Linked DNA regions of Homo sapiens: region 1 is linked to region 2. A link is an interaction called in ENCODE POLR2A ChIA-PET data of the cell type or tissue named here. Cell type or tissue: PC-9. All regions are shown on one strand. Region 1 overlaps ACE2 (angiotensin converting enzyme 2). Region 2 has its middle 7.8 kb from the start of PIGA.

The links. ChIA-PET counts read pairs that join two places held together with the same protein. Peaks named below come from ENCODE experiments on the same cell type or tissue, not always from the same donor. Only the 100,000 strongest peaks of a DNase experiment are listed, where the experiment ranks them.
Region 1: POLR2A ChIA-PET joins it to region 2 with 7 read pairs; 2 of 35 experiments call an interaction of 5 or more read pairs at or near these places.

What each region holds. Positions count from the first base shown.
Region 1 is chrX:15,586,858-15,590,857 of GRCh38, reverse strand. It overlaps ACE2 (angiotensin converting enzyme 2), which reads left to right. Exons shown (of 18, transcript NM_001371415.1): 5 at 1,402-1,514; 6 at 3,000-3,105. Among named protein-coding and RNA genes, the nearest start is that of ACE2, 12 kb to the left of the region's middle. In PC-9, no CTCF peak of the experiment used is centred here; no DNase peak of the experiment used is centred here.
Region 2 is chrX:15,341,321-15,345,320 of GRCh38, reverse strand. No RefSeq gene overlaps it. Among named protein-coding and RNA genes, the nearest start is that of PIGA, 7.8 kb to the right of the region's middle. In PC-9, no CTCF peak of the experiment used is centred here; a DNase peak (open chromatin) is centred at 2,110.

The DNA of each region.
Region 1 (4,000 bases), 250 kb before region 2:
GTTTACAAACTTTATTAGCTAATATCCTGACACAAGCTTGTGTTTTCTGATGGTGAGATACTAAAGGAAGCACATAGAAACATGCTATTGATACATATAATTTGCAAACAAACACAGGTTCACTGTGGCAAAGTCTAAGATGAGTTGGGTCTGATCTAAAAATAAAAGGCCATGAACAAAAGAAGAATTTAAAAACTTAGAGATCCAGTCACATATTTTAAAGCTAAAGATACAAACTGATGTATCAAGAGAGTACACACCCAGGGTTAAGAGACTAGGAATGTGCTTCTTTCGCTTACCAGCTGTGTGATCTTGGACAAGTGATTTAACCACTCTAAGCACAGGTTGTTGGTGGGAATATAAACTGGTGAAGCTGTTATGGAAAAATAGTATGAGGATTCCTAAATAAATTAAAAATAGAATTACCGTATGATCCAGCAATCCCTCTTCTGGGTATATACCTAAATTAGATGAAATTACCACTTCATAAAGATATCTACACTGCCATGTTCACTGCAGCATTATTCGCAATAGCCAAGATAGGGAAACAACCTAAGTGTTTGTCAAGGGATGAATGAATAAAGAAACCGTGGTGGGTATATGGAATGGGATATTATTCAGCCTTAAAAAAGAGGAGATCCTGTCATTTGCCTCAACATGGATAGACCTGGAGGACATTATGCTAAGTGAAATAATCCAGACATAAAAAGAAAAATATGGCATCATCTCACTCAAAAGTGGATTCTACAAAAAAATCAAATATACAGAGATAGAGTAATAGTGATTACCAGGGGTGAGGTGGAGCGGGGTGGGATATGGGGAGAAGTGGGTTAAAGGATACAAAGTAGCAGATATGCAGGATGAACAAGTCTAAAGATCTAATGTACAACATAAGGACTGTAGTTAGTAATAATGTTTTGTATTCAGGATTTTTGCAAAATGAGTAGATTTTAGCTGCTCTTCCATGGGGGGGATAATGCTTAACTATGTGAGATGATGGATATGTTAATTTGTTTTACTATAGTAACCATTTTATTATATAAGTATCTCATAACATCATGTTGTACACCTTAAATATACACAATAAAATTTATTTAAAAATAAACATAGGCTGTTACTCTGCACAGTGGGAGTTATAATAATGACAATCTTGTATGGTTCTTGTGCTTATTAAATAAAATAATACATTTAAACTCCTGGCACAGAGCAAGTGCTTAAACAGAGATTACTTAATGTTATTATTCATTTGCATCCCTTTGAGTTGATGTTTATCACAATAAAAATGTGATAAGCCTTTAAATTTCTTTTAACCTCCCAGCAAGGCTAATCTATGTATTTTGTGCTTTCTCTCTTTCTTTCCCTTATGTTCTTCCCTTTCTCTTTAAAAAAAAAAACAAACAGATTATGAGGACTATGGGGATTATTGGAGAGGAGACTATGAAGTAAATGGGGTAGATGGCTATGACTACAGCCGCGGCCAGTTGATTGAAGATGTGGAACATACCTTTGAAGAGGTAAGCAAGGAACTGTACACACAAACAGTTGTGGGGCAGTGTATGGGAAAGAGGGACAGTGACTAAAGGCATTCTGGCTCATTCTTAACACATTGGTCAGCCATTCCCAGGCCTCATAAAGTTATGGAATATTAGAGTTTGAAAGATTTTAGAGAATAATAGGACAGCCCCTACAGATGATCAGAATTGCGCTGCTTTCCTCCTTCTTTCAGTCACTGACCATTAATTACCAATAGAAAGACTATAAGAATGAAATATTATAAGAACAAATGGTCCTTTAGATTATAAGTAGGAATGATCTTCTTGAGCTACCTGGGGCTGGCACTGTCTTCCTGTGTTAGCAGAGCTATGGACTTTGCTTTCTTCCTCAGGACAATTGATACTATTACTTTGAGTAAGCTAGTCTTCATAGGGAAGAGAGAGTTTTGTGAACAGAAATGTCCCATGGATGTTTTTCCTTCATTTTGGCCCCATGCCTCCCCTTTACGTGAACCTTCAAACTTCTGATGTGAGTTACCTTGTCACAGCCATAGTTTGGCAGAGCTATCAAAAATGGAAGTAAGACAAACAACTCCCCAAAAAGGAAATGGGAAGAAGACTTGAATAAGTACATCATCAAAGAAATTACACAAATGGCAAATAGGCAAATAAAAAGTTATTAGGGAAATGCAAATTAAAGCTATGATGAAAATCCACTCCACACCCACCAGGATAGCTATGATTAAAAAGATGGACAATACCAAGTATTGGGGAGAATGTGGAGACACTGGAGCCCTCTTACAGTGCAGGAAGAAATGTAAAATGGGGCAGTCACTTTGGAAAACAGTTTGGCGATTTCTTAAAAAGTTAAACACACACTTACCATGACTCTTAGGTTTCTATATGAAATAAATGAAAACATGTGTCCTTATCCATAGAAAGACATACACAAATGTTCATAGCAGCAATATTCATAATAGCCCCAAACTGGAAAACCCAGCTGTCCTTCAACTAGTGAATGAATAAACAGACTCTGATATACTCAAAGTAGCCGGAGATAGGAGTGGAACTGACTACAAGAAACCTTTTGTGGTTATAGAAATATTAAAAAACTAGATAGTGGTGATGGTTTCCCGGTAGTTTTAATTTATTGAAACTCATGGAACTACACACTTGAAAATGGGTGGCTTTTATAGTATGTAAATTATACCTCAATGTAAAAACAAAGGAAGTAGGTAACAATCTTAAAAATGAATATATATTTTTTGCATCTGCTTTTATTTTGGGACCTGTGTTCTCCCAAGTATGTTTATTGGTTTATGCAGTGGAGTTATCATCAAGTTCTAGGAAGAAGGAATACTTTTAAATTTTCCAGAAATTTGAGAGAAGAAGAATTATAATTTGGGGAAATTCTACTTGTTTAAAGAATCTCCTATTTCTAGTGTTGTGGAATGGAAATTAGAATTGGTTACTCTTTGTCTTAAACTTTCTTCCTGGGCTTTTCAGATTAAACCATTATATGAACATCTTCATGCCTATGTGAGGGCAAAGTTGATGAATGCCTATCCTTCCTATATCAGTCCAATTGGATGCCTCCCTGCTCATTTGCTTGGTAAGAAGCCCCATGAATTCTTCGTGTACTTGGCTCTTTGTTATTTCTAACAATAAAATTGCCTTTTTGAGTGAGCCTTAACATAAAACTTTTGAAAAATTCTGTAAGTGGTTAGTAACATTGTAGAAATCGCATTTTGAAAGCATTTTCTTCAACCAAAAGTCTATTTTAAACAATTCTCTATTGTATTACTTTTTTTGTACATAAAGAGTTATTATTTTGGCTGCAATTCAAATGATAAAGGGGTTATTTAAGATAACTAGAGAAAGAATTACAGGCTCAAATGAGAGTGGAAATGGGGAAAATAATTTTTAGTATTCAAGTTGATTGGCTAAGCTCTTAAGGTGGAATTTGAGATTTTAGTATCATATTGTCAGAGCTTGGTTGGCTGGGGGTGGTCAGGGGTAACAGAAGGTTATAGCTTGAGCGAAAGCTTCCTAAGTTCATTCTAGACTTCACCAATTACTCTTGCTGAAAAGTGCTTGGCTTGGAATCGTATAAGTGAAGAATGAATGAAAGTGACCATCTTCCCCTCTCCCACCGCAGCAGCTGAGGCCAAATAAAATATAAATATTTGAAAATTTCATGCCATGCATATATAGCATTTCTACTGTAGTCAAACTAAGTTGCTGGAAGCTAATCTCCTCCACAGCCATACCTCGTGTCTGTCAGCAGGAGAGAATGCGGAGAAAGGACCTGTGGAGGCTTTTAACTCTAAAGTAATATGGAAATCCTTCCTACAATGTCAATGGCAAGCATTATTTAGTAATTCAGTTTCTGCTTAAACCTGTCTGGTGTGATGGGATAATTTCTTCATTCCAATATAGACTAATTTACTGCTACATGGAACCAATGTAATACAATTCTACCTTATGTGGAACTTAAGCAACACCCC
Region 2 (4,000 bases):
CATGCCCTTGACCTCTTTGAGAGTTTGCATTTCTTCTAGCCACCTCTGGCTCCAAGTTTCTGCACTTACTCAAATCTCAGTGTCATGGACACCCCAACTCTCATGGCAACACAGTTCTTCTCTCTGTTCTACAGCTATCACTTTTTGTTTTGTTTTGTTTTGTTTTTTGTTTTGTTTTTTTTTTAGACGGAGTCTCACTCTGTCGCCAGGCTGGAGTGCAGTGGTGCGATCTTGGCTCACTGCAACCTCTGCCTCCCAGGTTCAAGTGATTCTCCTGCCTCAGCCTCCCGAGTAGCTGGGTCTACAGATGCACACCACCACGCCCAGCTAATTTTTGTATTTTTAGTAGAGACGGGGTTTCACCGTGTTGGCCAGGATGGTCTCAAGCTCTTGACCTTGTGATCCACCCTCCTCAGCCTCCCAAAGTGCTAGGATTACAGGCATGAGCCAGCGCGCCCGGCCACATAAAGCCTTTTTCCTCAAAGTACTCCTACATCTAATTTGTTAATGATGTAGACTTTATTGAAATTTTGCCATAACAGAGAGAATTTAGCAGCATTAGCAGATTTAAGTTATGTATTAAATAACTTAAAATTAATCCCTGCATAGTATCTTGCATAGATAGATATGTATATAGACACACACAACCCATTATGGTACTTACAACACATTTGTGTAAATAGTAGTGTTCCTGTTTATCTCCCCACCATACTGTGACCTCATTATGATTGGAAACGGTGTCCTGATCAAATTTGTGTAACCCAACTTTCTCAGGCCAGAACACCCTGGAACAGTACAATCAAAAGGAGAAAGACAATGATAAACAATGGAATAGTAAACAAATGTAGCCCCATGGTAGTGGCATTGTTTGATCCTGGCCCAAATCCCTACCCTTCCTCTGCCAGGGTTTCTAAGCAGTTCCTGAATTCTCCCTTCATTCACTGAAATTCTCTGAAGCCTGGGGCTCCAGGTCCTTTGATGCTTCCCTGGCTTTAACTCTCAGTCCCTGCCCTGGGGACATGAGCTAACCTTCACCTGGCCTTGGAACCACTCCCCACTGTGCTGCCATTGTCATTGCTCTTGTCATTTACTGGTGCCAACCCAGTCACTCCTCTTTTGCCACTGTTCTTTTTGCCCTCACTTTATGACCTTGATGTCAACAGGCTTCTTCCTTCTCATTTTACTGTATTTTTAATCAGGCTTCTGAAAATGCTTGCACATAACTTAGTTTTTTAAAACATACTTGGCATTCGACTCTTTGCTTTGCCTTTTCGTTCAGTTTCTACCACTCCCAACTTCTCCATGATATTTGCTTAAATTCCTTTGAGATCTGGGGCAGAAGACAATTCAAGGATACCACACAATTAAAGGAGTTACTTTGCTTATCCTCGACTGGTAAAAAGAGGGGATGTATCACTAAGGAGAAAAGACCTGAATTTAAGGACAGACTCTGCCACCTAAACACATTGTAAGCCTGAACAATGTCATCGAGCCTCAGTTTTCTCATCTGTCAAATGTAAATGATAATCTCATTTCCCTAAATCTCAGAATTGATAATTTCATTAGAGTTACGATTAGTGAAAAAAAAAAATTGAACAATACAATGTACCTTATAGCTCAAAGGAATTATTCTGAAGGAAAAAAGCAAGACTGAGCAAATCTCAGAAGCTTGGGACCTCTGAGATGTTCTTGGCTTATACTGGATCCTTGGATCTGTCCTAAAACCAACTCAAACCATGTTTTGGCTCGAAATGCCTCTGGCTTCATAATTGCCATTTAGATGGAGATTATCATAGGGAATTCTAAGCTAAGCCAAAACTCAATGTGATCTGGCTTTGTGCTTCTAAAACCCCTCCCTCTTCTTCCTCCTTAATTCCCAATTACCATCAAGATCTGCACTTGGATCCCTGACGCTGGGTCAGGATGGGTCTGGTCCTTGAGGGCGGAGGTGGGGTAACTGGCCTGTTGCTTTCTTAGAGTTCACTAGACATTGCACAGGAATATTTGTCATACTAACAGCCCTGGAACGTGAGTTGAAAATCCTCAACTTGTTGCAAAATAAAAGTATGTGAGAAACTCCAAGAGCTTTAAGCAAACACAATAAATGCCAGCAATGCATGATGTCCCTGATTACGCCACAGGGCCAGAGAATTATTAATGTGACAGCACACGTCATAAATCTATGACTAAAACAGTGTGGCAGGAGGCCCTTTAGAGATGGAAACAGATTAGGCAGCATGATGATCAGAGTTGAATGAAGATTAAAATACTGTCTGAGAGACTTGATAAAGGAAATTATACAAACATTACGTTTTAATGCCCTTAAGAAAAGCCATAGTTCAGTGAAAATTGTGAGCTTAATAGATTTGGTCAGCAAGAGCTGGACTTTGCCTAATTTAGTCTTAATCCTCAGTGTGAGAACAATGTCTTGCATATATTAGGTACTCAATAAATATTTAATAAATAATAAGTTATTACATTGATTTTGTGGCCAGCCAATGAAATTATCTCTTTAAAAAGTGAAGAGTAATTTTACATAGCTCATGTTTTTCAAACTCAGCTAAATTATATGCATGTCTGAATTATTCAGATGTTGCAACTCTAGAAAGGAATTTAATCTATTCTCAAAATATTTATGAAATGAAAAGGAGCAAAAAAATTCTGTTATTTGACCCTTATTAATGGCTTCATGAAAGAAAGTCTGCCTTTGGTAATTTTATCACTGATATTGTTCTGAAACAGTGGTCAGTAAGCTATGGCCCATAGGCCACTTTCAGCTCACTGCCTGTTGTTTTGGTAAATACTGCTTTATTGGAACACAGTTATGCTCATTTGTTGATGTATTGTCTATGGCTACTTTTATTCTACAACAGCAGAGTTGAGTAGTTGGGGACAGAGACTGTTTGGCTTGCAATGCCTAAAATATTTACTCTTTGGTCCATTACAGAAAAAGTTAGCCAACCGCTTGTGTAAAAATATTTCTTATTTTATCACGTCATCAATGAACATTAAATATAATGAATTAGACTGCTTCTTGAACCCCTATAAGAAATGGCACTTTTACCTGGCCTTGATCGATTGTTGGAATCAACTGGCCTCACCTTATTTGAGTCATTGTGTAGTGTGCAACCCAATGAAGCTAAAAAGTTACAGTGATTTAAATTTCAGGTTTCCACAATTCAAATAAAGTCATGGATACATTTATTGATGGGTTCTAGTTATGTTTGTGGTATAGCTCTAAAATGTTAGTGTTGATGGCGTGGACTCTAAATAGAGATAGTGCATAAACATATTAGTTTTTTTTTTGTTTGTTTGTTTTTTCTCTTTTTTCCAATGCCCTGGGTAAAGTAAATACTCCTAAAGAGTAAGGGGATTTTTTTTTTTTTTTTTGAGACAGAGTCTCACTCTGTCACCCAGGCTGGAGTGCAGTGGCACAATCTTGGCTCACTGCAACCTCTGCCTCCCAAGTTCAAGTGATTCTGCTGCCTCAGCCTCCTGAGTAGCTGAGATTACAGGCTACAGGCACCCGCCACCATGCCTAGCTAATTTTTGTATTTTTTAGTAGAAACGGAGTTTCACTATGTTAGCCAGGATGGTCTCGATCTCCTGACCTTGTGATCCACCCGCCTCGGCCTCCCAAAGTGCTGGGATTACAGGCGTGAGCCACCGCACCCGGACCAGGATTTTTTTTTTTTTTTTAAAGCATAAGCCCGCAAGGACAGGGTAAATGATAAAGTCAACAGAAACAACAATGTTCTGAAAGCTGAAAAGCACGTAGATAAGTTGTAAATGATGTGGCCGACCTGAAAAAAAAAATAATTTAAGCCAACAGTCTGGAAAGATGAGTTCCCAAAAGGCTCAGAAGTGGGTGTCCCAAGCACCTCTAGAAATGGGAGGGATGAGAGGGGTGCTAAAATGAGGTTCATTCCAAAAATCTGTATAAGAAACAGTTTGATCCCAAATCTTCTCCCACATTCCCTGTGGTGGAGTGACTGCTCCT